5 separate regions of the Homo sapiens genome follow, and all the other regions are linked to region 4. The links are chromatin contacts, found by Hi-C or POLR2A ChIA-PET in ENCODE. All regions are on one chromosome and are shown on one strand. The core of a region is the stretch at or near the end of the contact, and the rest is flanking DNA. Distances in the headings are between cores, read along the strand shown.

Region 1 (2,815 bases), core at 186-2,685, 3.2 Mb after region 4:
GGAAAGCTGATTGGCCAAGGCGTGCGCCCCGGCGGCCAATCGAAACGCCGGGCTGCCCCCTCCCTTAGCAACGTGGCCCCGGCGTTCCAAAATAGAACGCTCCCGGGACGTCAGGGGCGGGGCGGACGAAGGGGGCGCCGCGCGCCGTGCGTGCCCCGCGTCAGACGGAGGATTCCAGCGCGTCAGCCGTTACGCACGGGTCCCCCGTTACGTCTCCGCGCAGGAGGCGGAGGCAGCGCGGCTGAGGGTTCGAGGCCCCTCTTCCCGATGGGTGGAGGGCGACCCGGCACCGAAGTGGGCGCTCCGAAGGAGGAGGAAAGGAAAAGAGACTGCTGGAAGCTTCCCCGGGATTTCCCCCACCTGCCTAACTGCGCTAGCTTCAGGTCTGGGACCCGAGCAGGGGGCAGTCCCGGGGCCGGCTCAAAGTTCTCAGCCCCGCTACCGCATACACGTTGCATTGAGCAGCGCATTACCCACCCCACCCCCACCTCGCCCCAAAGCCTACCCTCCCTGCCGCGTTCCCTCCTTGCGCTCCACGCACGCAACCAATTGCAAACATCTCCCGACTCTTTGCAGTTTGCAAAGTGCGCTGTGAGCCTTTTCCATCTCAGATCTAGGGTTCTGATGCGCCTTTTTGTGGGGGTTGGGGTTTATTCTTTTCACCCTTGACTTAAAAAATAAAACCTACAAAGCAGCACCCCTACTATCAAAAACTTACCTGGGAGGCGGCGGCGGTGGGTGGACTGCCGAAGGAGTCCACCGAAGACAGATATTGAGACTCGGCAGAGGGTGAGGAGCTGCACCGGGAGCCGGAGTCGTAGTCTCCGGGGAAAGCCTGAAACATTTCCCTGGGCACAGGGGGGCCCCTGTGACCACGCTGAGGTCGCCGGGAAGCCAAGGCTATGGCCGGGTTGGGGAAGTAAGGTGCAAGTCCGGGGTGAGCCGTGGGAGTCCCCGGTGAGCTGAGCGAGTCCTCAAAGTACGCTGTCCGGGGAAGCTCGGGGAAGGAGCAACGTCCCGTTCCAACAATGGCAAAGTTTCTGTGCAGTCTTCCTGCGGTGCCCAGGCCCCCACAGGATGCCGCTGTACCTCTTGAAAGTGCAGGCTCCGTAGGACCCAGGGGCGAGGGAGGGGTTGCTCCCCCAGGGGCAGAAAGCGCTGTCCCGCTGTACAGAATCAGCTTCAGCTACGGTCTCCTCCACGCGTCCGGCGGGTCCCACGGGGGGAGGGGAGTAATAAAGAAGACCAAAAAAAGTAAGTCGGTCCTCCAAAAGAAAATGAAGAAATATCTGGAAGAATCTTTCCAAAAACTTTCTCCCCGGAAAAAAAAAGATTAATGAAATTTCATAACCCCCAAGAAGAACCACAACAATCAAGTTTCCAAGTCTTGGTTCCGCGTGTCCCTGCCGTGGCCGTAGCTCTGAGTCTTATGAATGAAGCACAGACCCGCCAGCCTGTATTTATATGCCCGGGACCCGCCCCCCTGCTTACGTCACCCGCCCCTTGCTGGACAAACTTCCCCAAATCTCCGGCCCCGCCAAATCGAGTCCCGCACTGTCCAGCAAGAGGTCTGTTCTAGACTCGATCTGGTCACTTGCATGACCCTCGGGGCCCTGGGGGTCTCGGGGGTTGCGTTCCGGGCCACTCGGCGGGAGGGGATCCCGGCCCCGCCTTCCCGGAGTTCCTGTGACGCAATTAGCCATATAAGGAGCTCGGCCGGCGCGGCGGAGTGTTTGTTTGGTATCCTAGCAATGACGTCAGAGGGAATCCCTCGCTCGCTCGCGCGCGCGCCCGCGCCCCGCCCGCGCCTGCGCAGTGCAACGCCGCCCCGGGGGCTGGTAATAATAGGCGCTTAGACTAGCCCCGCAGGGACCCCGCTGACCCGGGCGGGGAAGACCCCAGCCTGCAGGTCCCCTTCACCTCTGGCGCCCCCACCTACCCTGTTCTACCGATGGTGCAGCGCCCCCATTCGAGAAGAAGAGCAGATCTCCAAAAGGAGACCCTGATTAGTGTGGTGTGGTCACGTAGGTGGGGAAACTGAGTCCCGAGCGGGCTGTGATGCTCAGGTGAAAGTGGAGGTAATGGAGGGATTCCGAGGCTCGTCCTGGTTTCTGTCCTGATTCGCTGTGCGAGCTTAGGAAATGTTTTCCCTCTCTGAGCTTTAGCTTTAATCTTCCCCGCTGGGCAAAGGATGTGTGTCTTGGACCCTGCTGGCCTTACAGGTCCGGCGTTTGGGAGGGATGCGGATTTGGAGGAGATGGGAAATGAAACTTAGAGAGAAGCCTCTCTTCTGATGGTGTTGGTAGCCTCTCCTTCCACCTTTTAATCCACCCGGAGACAAAGAATGTGTAAGAGGGAGGGGATATTATTATTAATTCTAATAATAATAATTAATGCCTTGTATTTGGCACTTGCCAAGCACAGCTCCTGTGCTACGCCTTTCAGTAGAAGATTTGTAATCCTTAAAACAGCTCTGGAAGGTTAAGAGAGAAAAATCTTCATTTTATAAAAGAAAAAAATGATACTCAGGGAGGTTAAATGACTTGCCCAAGATCCCATCACAAGAAATTCAAACTCAGAATTGTCAAACTCCAGATTTCCTACCCTTTCCATTTCTTTTCTGATTTCTGAGACCTGCCTGGTTGGATGAAACTCCCTGAAAAACCTGTGTCTGGGGTTTTTTTAAATGATAATGGCAATATTAGTAGCTTTCACTTGTCAGGTCTTTTTTTTTTTTTTTTTTTTTTTTTTTTTGAGACGGAGTCTTGCTCTGCCGCCAGGCTGGAGTGCAGTGGCGATCTCGGCTCACTGCAAC
Region 2 (2,745 bases), core at 121-2,620, 3.5 Mb after region 4:
GGGCGGGCGCCGGGGCCTCCTCCGTGCCCCAGGCCTCCTCCGCCGATTCCCGCTGCACCACGAGTGGAGGCAGGTCCCTCGGCGCGGCCGTCGGTTCCGGCTCCGGCTCCGGCTCCGAGTCGGTCTCCGCGGCTTCCCCAGCCACCCGCAGCCCCGTGGGGCGGCCGCGCGTCGGGCCCGAAGGACCCAGGTACAGCTCCTCCTCCTCCGACGAGGACGCAGAGCGCTCGGAATCCGTCTCGGTCGCCTCCCCCGGCACCACCGTCTCCGGCCTCCGCAGGGGCCTCCGCCGACGACCCTGGGACGCCATGGCACCGAACTAGGGGAGAAGAGCGAAGGGACTGCACGTGAGACCGGCGCCGCGGTGGGTAAAAGGCGCAGGTCCTGGATTCCCAGCCCCTTCGCTGATTCTCTTAACGACTTGGTGTCAGCTGCTCCCCGTCTGGGCCTCAGTTTCCTCTTCTGTAAACTGGGTGATGATGGGGGTTACTGGACCCCAGGCTCTTCAGCGTACAGATGGGGAAACTGAAGACCAGCTCGAACAAGGATCTGGGGCCCGAGTTCCCGGAGTCCCAAGCCGAGGTCTTTACGAATTTGCCTCCTAGTAGAGGCCACACCCTCCACCTGGTCCACCATGCCAATCTCAGACCCGGAAGCACACGGGCCCGTGAGCTGCTCGGGACCAGCGCCAGAGTCGCAGAAAGGATGACAGTCCGACTGGACTCTGCTGGGGGCACTCATGGGATGGGAGAAGCGCTAACGCCAAAGACCGTACCCGGCAGCTGACGCTCGGAGCTTGCGAGATCCGCTTCCTAACCCGAGTGCTGCGTTCTCACCGTGGCAGCTGAAGGGCTGTGATTTCAACCAATAGGGGAGCGGGTTGGGCGGGCATTAGCGGCCAAGTCACGTGGATTCGCCCGGCTACCAATCAGGAAGCAAGTTCTCAGCATCAGCTTTGAGTGAGCGTGCAGAAGAGTCACATGAATGGAGGAACCGCCAATAGAGAAACAGCTGGGCCGGCTCTTCCAGGTTGTGCGACGAGGAAAGTCTGGAGTGGACCAATAGGGATTTTAAAAGCCGAGTATGTCACGTGTAACCAGTAATTTGGCCAATAGGAATGCTCGAGAACCCGGAAATAGGGAAGGGACGGCAGTAAGAGCAGAAGATGTTGCCACATGTGGCCAGAGAAGGCGTAGGCCCGCCCCCTAGTGTCCCAGGCTCACGCGCACACCACCTGAGTCCGGGGCGGGGAGGCGGGGCTAGTCTAAAACACCAATGGAAGCCGGAGTAGGAGGGCTCGCGCCATGACGCAAGAGGCGTGGCTTACCAAGCCTGGCCAATGAGAGCTGGAAGCGCTGGGCGCATCTTTAGGCGTGCGAGGAGGGGGCATGGCGGATACTGTGTTGTTTGAGTTTCTTCACACGGAGATGGTGGCTGAGCTGTGGGCTCACGACCCCGACCCCGGCCCGGGGGTGAGCGCCGGGCTCCGTGGGGAGGAAGCGGGGGCCACCAAGGTAACGCCTCTGGGAGAGCGGAGGGCGCGTCAGGCGTCCGGGTTCGAACCCGGCCCAGCCCCGGCCTTGCAGGGCAACGTCTGGCCCTGGCTTCCTCCTTTGGAAAGTGGCGTTCGCGACGGTGCCGGCTCGGGGTTATTGCTAAATTGAGCGCGATGATTCAGGGTAAAGCACTTAGCTCAAGGCCTGAGTAAGCGGCTAGTAATCATAATAATGCTGTTATTGGGCGTGTGCTGAGGACTCGCCTCCCCCACTTACTAGGTGTGCGACCCAATGACTTAATCTTTGTGTGTCCTAGTTTTCTCTTTTGTAAAATGAGTATCATAACGTACCTAAGCCTCAGCGTGGGACATTTATTTATTCGACACCCACTTATTGAGCGTCTGTTGTATTCCAGGCACCGTTCTAAGACAGAATCCCTTCCTTGTGAAGCTTACATTTCACTAGGGGAGTCAAATAATAAAATGAAATATGCCGGCTGGGCGCTGTAGCTCCCAGCACTTTGGGAGGCCGAGGCCGTCGGATCACCTGAGGTCAGGAGTTCAAGACCAGCCTGGCCATGGTGAAACCCCGTGTCTACAAAAATTAGCCGAGCATGATGGCGGGTACCTGTAATCCCAGCTACTCGGGAGGCTGAGACAGGAGAATGGCTTGAACCTGGGAGGCGGAGGTTGCAGTGAGCCAAGATTGTGCCATTGCACTCCAGCCTAGGCGACAGAGCGAGACTTGTCTCAGGAAAAAAAAAAAAGAGATAATGGGGTTTTGCCATGTTGCCTAGGCTGGTCTTGAACCCCTAGGCTCAAGTGATTCTCCCGCCTGGGCCTCCCAAAGTGCTAGGATTACAGGCGTGAACTACCGTGACTGGCCCGGGACTGTGTGTGTGTGTGTGTGTGTGTGTGTGCGCGCACGCGCATCCTGCTCGGTCGCCCAGGCTGGCTGGAGTGCAGTGATGCAGTCATGGCTCACTGCTGCCTCGACCTCCTGGGCTCAAGCGATCATCCCACTTCTCAGCCTCCCAAGTAGCTGGGACCACAAGCGCTGCTGGCGCCACCACACCTGGCTAATTTTTTGTATTATTATTATTTTTTTTAGTAGAGACGGGTTTTCACTGTTAGCCAGGATGGTCTCCATCTTCTGACCTCGTGATCTGCCCATCTTGGCCTCCCAAAGTGCTAGGATTACAGGCGTGAGCCACTGCACCCGGCCAATTTTTTTTTTTTTTTAGTAGATA
Region 3 (2,700 bases), core at 186-2,685, 3.2 Mb after region 4:
TTTTTGATTTTTTTTTTGTTTTTTTTTGAGAGAGTCTTGCTCTGTTGCCTAGGCTGGAGTGCAGTGGCATGATCTCGGCTCACTGCAATGTCCACCTCCTGGGTTCAAGCGATTCTCCTGCCTCAGCCTCTCAAGTAGCTGGGATTACAGGCACCTGCCACCACGCCCAGCCAATTTTTGTATTTTTAGTAGAGACAATTTCACTATGTTGGCCAGGCTGGTCTTGAACTCCTGACCTCAAGTGATCTGCTCGCCTCGGCCTCCCAAAGGATGGGATTACAGGCACCAGCCACTGCGCCTGGCTGGCCTCTGGTTTTTAATAAAACATGACTAGAGTGACTCCATCTTAAAGTGAGTAGCTAGGCACTTACAAGGTTCATGCTTATGGCCTGAAAATAACCACATCCCAGGCTGACCACCAATTATAATTACAGAATATTTATGGCCATACAGAACATGTTCCACCAAGCCTGCAGAATGTCCAAATGTCCTAAGAATGCAGCCCCCATTACTTAAATATAACATAAATGAGCAAGCTTAGGTTGCAGGATTAATGGTCGTGGATAACACCAATAGCCCCTACCTTTAGTGAGCTTATCTGCACACTCCAAGTTTAACTATAGTTCCTTATAGTTTCTTATAAGTAGAAATACTAACAAAGGGCTGTGGGTTTCTCCCCCTGCTTTCTGAGGACACTCTACTCTGTAAAGGAGTAGTTTCCAATAAACTTGTTTCTTTCACTGTGCTCTGTGACTCACCTCTAATTCTTTCCTGTGACAAATTCAAGAACCCGCTCTTGGGGTCTGGACCGGGACCCTCTTTTCCGTCAACAAGACCACTCACCATTCTGGGGCAAAGTCTGCAGGGGCCTGAATAAGCCACAGCTCCGTATCTGGACCCGTCAGCGCCTCCAAGGAGAAACGAGGGGACTCTGAGGCTGGGGGCTTCGCGGTAAAGTTGGGGGGACAAGAGAACCGAGCAGCATCTGCAGCAGAAGGGGAAATGGGGTCGACTGACACCTCCTTGCCGGTCCAATCTTGCAGGGCGCGCCTATCGGTCCATTGGTCTTAACCTCGTGAGCACTCCAGTCCCCTCAACCTGGTTTCTCCTTTCTGCCCACCTGTTCCCCAGGGGCGACCTCAATTTCACCGATCCAACCCCTGGGGGCGCCTTGCTCTCCACGGGTAGCCCCCCACAAGATAACCCTCTCTCCGTTCGAATTCCCGTTCGCCCACTGGGAATGCACGCTCTTCGCAAGTCCTGCTTGCAGGTACGCCTCCTTTTCCGCCCGAACCCTCTCGGACGCCCCTTTCTCCTTCCACCAACGCACCCTCCGCACCCCGTCAACCCGCACCCTCACCGCCGGCCTGGGGCTCCTCCATCCTGGGACCCACACCTCAGGCAACCCTGTAGCCCGGGCTGCTCGCACCAGGTTGCAGACCACGTGGATCCAAAGGGGTAGGGCATCATCCGGGAGCGCCCAACTGGTGCGGGAGCGCGGGGGTAGGCATTGCTCGACTCCCGATCTGCAGGAAAAACTGGGGAAAATTTCAACGTGTGCAGAGCAGAAAACCGAGGAAGAAGTCTTTTTCCGAAAAATGTATTCCCGAAAGCCGCTGATTCGCTGTATTGCTGGAGTCAGAGGCCCGTCGGGTCCCGATGGGTCGCCCCCATCGTCTGTCCAATATGGTTTGTTGCAACGCCTCCTTAAAGGGGCAGCCACACTGCTCTTCCTAAGCCTTAAAGAGACAGGACGGTCGATTGGTCTGAAATTCTTGAAGAGACAGGTAAGAATACTAGTTAGTAGGGCTGTGCTTTCTGTGTTAAATGTCTTCTGGGGAGGCCCAGATGCCTCACAAGTTCAGAACTTGACTGGGAGAAGCGGGAAAATGGAGAAATAGGGGCAATCCGTCCGGAGGGCGTGAAGTTCCAGCCAGGGGCGGGGCTTCTGGACTCCGGGGGAGCGGGAAACATAGGGGGAGGAGCTTGTGGTTCTCGAGGGCGGAGCCTCGGACCCAGGAGCCCCACACGCGTGGAGTGGTGCTGGGCACGGTGTAGCGTTTGTGGATCAAATGGGACTTGTAGATGCCCTCGGGGGTTTAGTCTCATGCGTGGGAAACCTCGATGACTTTCAGGAAGGGACCTGATCGGCGACTCCTCCCTGCCCCAGGGAGCGTGTAAACAGCGGCACGTGGACACAGATTTGGGGGACGCACCCACTTCCCTTCCCACTGGGGCCGCCCCGCGTTGGGCGGCGGTTGGAGCCGCGAGACGGTGGCTAGACAGGGTGACCCGACTGCATTCCTGGCCAGTGTGTCAGCGCCACTTCCCGCCCCCTCTGCCAAGATTTAGGATCCTACTCCAGAATTGGGGCACCCCTTCTCCCCAGGTGGGAGAGGCTTTCCAGAGCGGAGGGAGGGTCAAGGGGAAGGGGAAATGTTTCCCCTATCCAGGATCTCCAGACGGTTTCCTTCGCGTGGGCGAGAGAGACACCGGGGTGCAGCCCCTGCGGGCTCCAGGACTACAATTCCCACAGGACCCGAGGCAAAGAGTCGCCCGAGGGCGGTCGCGGAGGCTGCTGGGGGTTGTAGTCCAAACTAAGATTTTGAACTCTTGCTGGGACATCCTTTGAAGATCCAACCCGCGCTTTTTATCGACGGGGAGATTCGGGCTCAGAGACCCTGGGGGATACTGATCAGG
Region 4 (2,700 bases), core at 99-2,598:
GTACAGTCCACCTGCCAGCCCTAGGCCATTGCTAGCCCACGATTTGTCTTTCCTCTTCACTGCTTTGTAACTTGGTCTATAACCCTTGACCCCTGCCTTCCTATGGTCCAATTACCTACTGTTCTGTGCTTCCTATTACTGTGAATTTCCAAAATGGTACAATTTGGATCCTCTCTCCCTTTCCAAGTCGTACTACCTTACGCTGTTCCACAATCTGATGCTCCCTTCCCCCTTACTGAGAATCTACAAGGTACAACCCCTTCCCTCCACCTCTGCCTCCCTGTGGTTTAGCCCAGGAATCTCACACACCCCCGGCTTCGCAACATGGTACAGTCCACACCCCCCCCCCCCCATGAAGACCTTCAAGTAGTTCAGCCTACTGCTGAATCTGGACGTCCCGATTCCCCCCTCCTATTGGCTTCTTGTGGTTCAGCCCAGTGCTTCTCGACCTAGTACATTCTGGTTCCCCGCTCGCAGACTTCCGACGGTAGGGCCCAGCGCGGCGCAGCCCACGCCCCCTGCACACCCCCCGCCCCTTCCATCCTATACTGACGCCCCCTGCCGTTGTTCTCTGTCTTACAGTGGATGGTGTCCCCCATGGTCGCTGAGACTCCCCTTCGAGGATTGCACCCGCCCGTCCTAAGCCTCCCCACAAGGCGAGGGGAGTTACCCCTAAAACAAAGCTATTAAAGGGACAGAATACTTCCTGTTTTCTCAGTGGTCTGATTCTAGGCGCGGTGGGGAAACATTTGGGTATTAAAGAACAGACTTCTTCCGGAAACCAATCTTCCTCTTTCTAAACCTCCGCTCTCGGTATTTTGGCTTCCTGCTTCTCAAAACCATCTTTAGGACCGCGGCCCCTTTAAGCGGCGCCCCTTTTCCCCCCATCACCCCCCTCGCCATCAGGCAGCACGAGCAGAGCCATGTGCTTCCCCCTCCCGCCTGCCTCATTGGCCCAAACTGGGTCACGGTCCCGCCCCCCAGTACCGCCTCCCATTGGGCAAATGTAGGTCAGTGTCCCGCCTCCCACCGAAAGGCAAGGCAACTTCACGCGCTGAGCCCCTCACGCGCCCTCCTGGGCCCTGGCGGACCCAGAGGCCCCATTGGCTGTGCGTCTCAAGGTGTCGGAGACGATTGGTCCGTGTTTGCAGCCGGAGGGAGGCACGCGGCTGGGTTGCATGCCCATAGAGGCTGGCGGGGCTGGACGCGCCGGGCGGGGACCCGGAGGAGGGGCGCGCGCTGTGGCGTCGGGTGTTTTGGTTTGGATTTTTTTTTCCGCGAAAGAAGTTTGCTTTGGCCACGCCTCAAGGCGGCCGCCTCCTCCTGCCCCCTCCTCCGCCCCTCCGCGCACACCTCTCGGTGCAGATTGCAAAGCGCCTTCCGTTGCGAGAGCTGCAGATTTTGCAAGAGCCAGGCTCGCCCACCTTGTAGAAGGAGCGCCTTGAGTCCCCTCTCACCCTCGGTTGCAAAGAGCCGACCGCTTGATCTGGACACCCCCTCGCCCAGATTGCATGATCTCCCGGGACCCTCTTGAGTTGCACGTTTCTGCACCGAGGACCTCAAATCCCCGTCGCTCCTAGGATTTGCAGCGTTCTGGATACTGGAGGGTTGCAGGCTACACTCGCCCGCCCCTGGGCAGACACTCGTCCAAACCACTGGAGTGTGCTGGTGACTGGCAGGCCAGCCCTTCGCCTCTCCATGAACCCGTGAGCCTGGGGGCAGGTGCCAGGCGATGGCGCGGCCTGTGAGCGACAGGACCCCGGCCCCTCTGCTGCTGGGCGGCCCGGCCGGGACACCCCCTGGCGGGGGAGCGCTGCTTGGGTTGCGGAGCCTTCTGCAGGGGACCAGCAAGCCCAAAGAGCCGGCCAGCTGTGAGTTCTAACCCCCATCTCACCCACTTCGGACACCCTACCCCCTTAGGGACTCAGGTGCCGTGGGGTGGGGTCCCATAGAAACCTGCGTGCGGGGAGTCCATCTTCCCAACCTTAATCTACTCAATTACTCAGGTGTTTAGGCCCCTAGATCCCTTAGCGCCCAGGACCCAAAAGCGCCGGCTCTGAAGCCCGTCCACCCTAAGGACCCAGGCACCAACGTCCCCAACGTCCTCCCCGCTTAGTTCACAAGAGTGTAGGCCCCAGCCTCCTCTTCCTTTTGGTCCGGGAGTCTGGACCCCTGGGGTCCCAGGGAGGGGGTGTGTCGGGTGCTCACACGGTGGTGACACGGGCTTGGGCGGGGCGTCATGGGGTCACATGGAGTCTAGGGATGAGGGATGTGCCCCAGGAATAGAGCCCCTTCCTGCCCCTTACAGATGGTGGGGGAGGGGAAGGGGGTACAGCGCGCAGGGGATGGGGGTTGGGTAATTACAGTGAAATTACAGAGCTGTCATTTTTTCTCTCACCTGCCCAACCCTCCACCTACCCTGTCCCTGCCCCCCTATTCCTGAACTTCCGTCTCTCTTTCTCTGGTTCGCTGTCTTTCTGTGTGTCTATTCCTTCCCGGCATTCTGTCCCCATCTCTGTGAATCTGTCCACCTGTCTCTGCCACCCCCGTCTCCATTCTTTCTGGGTCTCTCTCCCACTCTGCGTCTCCGTCCCTTTTTCTCCCGTCTCTCCTCTCCGACCCCCCGTCCCCTCTTTCTCTGGATCTCCGCCCTGTGCCTCTCGGACTCGGGGTCTCTTCTCCATCTCTATCTCCCCCACC
Region 5 (2,700 bases), core at 112-2,611, 3.2 Mb after region 4:
ATTTGCTAAGCGCTGCGTATTAATGTCCCCATTTTACAAATACAGAAACAGAGTCAGAGAGGGGAAGTCCCTCGAACTGAGTGCAAAGGTCCTGAGGACTAAAGATGGATTATTCTGCCATCAGGGGCGTCCCTGCCGGCCTCGGTGTTGCCCGTGTGTAACTGCATTATTTCTGTGCTTATTTCTGGGCCCCGTCCTTGTTCGATCTGTCGCGTGGTCTTTCCTTATATCTCTGCGCCCCGACAGTTCCCTGTTGCTTCGGCCTCCACGCATGTCTCCGAATTTCTTGCTCCGGGGCCCTGATCTCTGTATCTCCTCTTTGCTGCGCCTCAGTCTCCGGGTTTCTGCGCCCTGAGGCCTCTGGGGGCCAAGGCCGAGGGTTTGGCGCGCAGGCCTGGGTGCTCCGTCCCGGCCCGGTGGCCTCCTGACCGCCCAGCCTCATCTGGCGGCCCTGGGGCGGGGCGGGGCCTGTTGCCTGGAGACCAGTGTTTTGCCGCAGCAAACTGGGTCTCTGGGCCACCGCGGGGGGGCGGCCTGGGAACCCGCGCCGGGCGTGGGAGCGCGCCCGGGAGGGGCGCGGGCCGGCCTTGGGCCTAGGGGCGGGGAGGGGCTCCGGGGTGGGGGGCGAAGCGGCTGGCTGGGGGAGGGGGGGAAATGGGGAACAGGATTTGGGGAGATGAGGTAGGGACATGGGGCAGTTCGAGGAGACAGGAGGGAACTGCGGGAGGCTGGGATTAGGAGGACAAGAGAGTGTATTGGGGTCAGTTGGAGGGAAGCGGGTGAGTCGGGGGCTAGGGAGGGCTGGGAGATATTGAGGAAAGCTTGGGGGAGCCCGGGGAGGGGATTGGGAGGGCCTGGGCAGGATAGTGGGGGTAGTTGAGGGGGTGGGAAGAGGGGCCCGGTATGGATGAGTGAAGGAAGGACCGGGGACACTGGAAGTTTAGGGGATTCGGGAATTACAAGCGATGAGTGTGAGGGCAGAGAGTTTCGGGGGGCGTTGGGAAGGTGTGAAAGGACGGGGTACGGGGTGTAGAGGAGAGAGGTTTGCCGGTTCGGAGAAAGAACCGAACTGCAGGGCCACAGGAGGGTAGAGTTGGGAGGAGATAGGATCCCCAGGGAGAAGGAGGCTAAACCGGGCCGGAAACAAGGGTGAATCAGAAGAGGGGGAGCCCCTGCCACTTCCAGGTTCCTGCGGGAGGGGCCCTCCTTGCCCATTGTCCCCGGCCCGGCCAGGACATCCGGCGACTTCCCTCGGGACGCGACGACGGGTTGTGTAACCCTGCCCGGCCCGCCTGCTCCCGGGGGCGGGGCCTGAGTCTGGACTCCCGGGTTCCTCTCCGCCCCCATCCCAAGGGAGACGCCTGGGTCGGGATCCTGGGGGAGCGGCTCGTGACGTCACAAGTGGGCGGAGTCCACCAACGGCGCGAACCCGTTTTCTTACTCACTGGCGATCTGGGATCTGGGACCCAAGGTGGGGAGGGGTGTTCTTAGCGATCCCCTTGGTTGAAGCAGCCCAATGACCGCGAGGGTAAACTGAGTCCCAGACGGTGCTGACCCTTTTCATTCGATTCATTCATTCAGTAAGATGTATGGAGCGCCGGCTGTGTCCCAGTTACTGCCTTAGGTGATGGGGACACAGCAGTGACTGATCCTTGCAGCCCCTGGGCGGACCCCATCCCAAACTGAGTGTGACTGACTACAGCCATACCTCCTTGGAGCCTGGCCTCCTTCACTAGACAAATCAATAAGATGGACCCTCACATCCAGGCAGCTGGGAGACCCCTCCCTAGTGCAGAGGGCACCACACATCCCTCAGCTCCTGAGTCCCTGGTCTGTGTGTGACTGCATCTCCCCTTCCTCCCCCGATGGCCTGTCACTTCCTCTTATCTTCATCCCCCCCGCGGGGCATGACTAGGGATGCTGGTCTTAAGGCAGTTGGCAAATCACTCAGACGTCATAACTAAGCCGGCTGTGCTATCACCGAGATGTGTCCCTGAGATGTCATTAAGCAGCCTGCTTCTTCTATACATACCTCTGGGGTGCTGTGGGTCTGAGGAGGGGCCACGCCCTGCTGCTGGTGGTTCCTCAGCCTGCCAAACAGAGTTATCTACTTCCATCCAAGCCCTCCATCAGAAGGTTCTGGAAGATGCCTTCCTGGCTACCCTTAGTCTTCTTCCAGGCAGCCTTCCTTGACTCCCCACCCCTGTCACCCTCCCTGGGATTTGTATCCTGGCCTGAACCTTGCCTCTTTGATCTCATCCACTTCCTTGCCTCAACTTTGAAAAGCCTTCAGAACCGGGCCCTCAAAAGGACACATCCTTGCACCTCTCCAAGCCTCAGTTTTCCCATCTCTAAAATGGGCATAGCAATGGGGTCTGGCCTACTCACTGAGTGCTGAATGATTCCAGCCACTTCATTTCTGTGATGGGCTTTGCATAGGCCAGGGACATCGTGAGAGCTCAGTGAATCCTACTGGCCAAGATACATAAAAAATAGTTAATATTGAGAAGTGGGGATCAGAGTGGGAGGGAAATTTACTTTTCCAAGGTATACCCTTTTGTAGTTACCAAAACTTTTTTTCTTTTTCTTTTTTTTTTTTTTGAGACAGGGTCTCTGTTGCCCACGCTGGAGTGTAGTGGTGCCATCTCGGTTCACTGCAACCTCCACCTCCTGGGCTCAACCGATCCTCCCACCCACCTC

What was found. A loop is a pair of places that touch in the nucleus more often than their neighbours do. ChIA-PET counts read pairs that join two places held with the same protein, here RNA polymerase II (POLR2A). Pooled maps may share reads with other maps.
Region 1: a loop to region 4 is called in a map of naive thymus-derived CD4-positive, alpha-beta T cell, with 19 times the contacts of the local background. The contact joins the promoter of FOSB here to the promoter of DBP in region 4. A Hi-C loop is called at or near these places in 1 of 168 maps with a recorded cell type or tissue (naive thymus-derived CD4-positive, alpha-beta T cell), 1 of 37 single-sample maps with no recorded cell type and 6 of 50 pooled maps. POLR2A ChIA-PET finds 5 or more read pairs at or near these places in 1 of 52 experiments (activated B cell).
Region 2: a map of naive thymus-derived CD4-positive, alpha-beta T cell shows a loop between it and region 4 (20-fold over the local background). The contact joins the promoter of TRAPPC6A here to the promoter of DBP in region 4. A Hi-C loop is called at or near these places in 2 of 168 maps with a recorded cell type or tissue (CD4-positive, alpha-beta memory T cell and naive thymus-derived CD4-positive, alpha-beta T cell) and 7 of 50 pooled maps.
Region 3: a loop to region 4 is called in a map of naive thymus-derived CD4-positive, alpha-beta T cell, with 15 times the contacts of the local background. The contact joins the promoter of POLR1G here to the promoter of DBP in region 4. A Hi-C loop is called at or near these places in 2 of 168 maps with a recorded cell type or tissue (lower leg skin and naive thymus-derived CD4-positive, alpha-beta T cell), 1 of 37 single-sample maps with no recorded cell type and 8 of 50 pooled maps.
Region 5: a pooled map shows a loop between it and region 4 (3-fold over the local background). The contact joins the enhancer-like site here to the promoter of DBP in region 4. A Hi-C loop is called at or near these places in 1 of 50 pooled maps. POLR2A ChIA-PET finds 5 or more read pairs at or near these places in 2 of 52 experiments (WTC11 and activated B cell).

What each region holds. Positions count from the first base shown.
Region 1 is chr19:45,466,616-45,469,430 of GRCh38, reverse strand. FOSB (FosB proto-oncogene, AP-1 transcription factor subunit) reads right to left here and starts at 1,435. Exons shown (of 4, transcript NM_006732.3): 1 at 719-1,435. The coding sequence starts at 844. RefSeq lists an enhancer at 433-1,334 and a silencer at 1,519-1,798.
Region 2 is chr19:45,176,862-45,179,606 of GRCh38, reverse strand. TRAPPC6A (trafficking protein particle complex subunit 6A) reads left to right here and starts at 1,370. Exons shown (of 6, transcript NM_001270891.2): 1 at 1,370-1,472. The coding sequence starts at 1,389. It overlaps BLOC1S3 (biogenesis of lysosomal organelles complex 1 subunit 3), which reads right to left and starts at 823. Exons shown (of 2, transcript NM_212550.5): 1 at 776-823; 2 at 1-319. The coding sequence starts at 310. RefSeq lists enhancers at 1-36, 577-896, 967-1,036, 1,049-1,992 and silencers at 1-226, 1,397-1,616.
Region 3 is chr19:45,405,379-45,408,078 of GRCh38, reverse strand. POLR1G (RNA polymerase I subunit G) reads right to left here and starts at 1,435. Exons shown (of 3, transcript NM_012099.3): 1 at 1,361-1,435; 2 at 844-985. The coding sequence starts at 1,382. ERCC1 (ERCC excision repair 1, endonuclease non-catalytic subunit) reads left to right here. Exons shown (of 10, transcript NM_001983.4): 10 at 1-745. It also overlaps a transcript of PPP1R13L not described here. RefSeq lists enhancers at 2,159-2,358, 2,329-2,700.
Region 4 is chr19:48,636,027-48,638,726 of GRCh38, reverse strand. It overlaps DBP (D-box binding PAR bZIP transcription factor), which reads left to right and starts at 1,348. Exons shown (of 4, transcript NM_001352.5): 1 at 1,348-1,871. The coding sequence starts at 1,733. It overlaps CA11 (carbonic anhydrase 11), which reads left to right. Exons shown (of 9, transcript NM_001217.5): 9 at 583-781. The coding sequence ends at 608. It also overlaps the pseudogene SEC1P. RefSeq lists an enhancer at 131-300 and silencers at 911-1,130, 1,301-1,410, 1,641-1,760.
Region 5 is chr19:45,442,217-45,444,916 of GRCh38, reverse strand. It overlaps a transcript of ERCC1 not described here. Among named protein-coding and RNA genes, the nearest start is that of MIR6088, 6.9 kb to the right of the region's middle. RefSeq lists a silencer at 448-647. Within about 2 kb of position 1,361, at least 36 of the 41 ENCODE cell types and tissues checked have a DNase peak (open chromatin) inside an H3K27ac peak, as active enhancers do.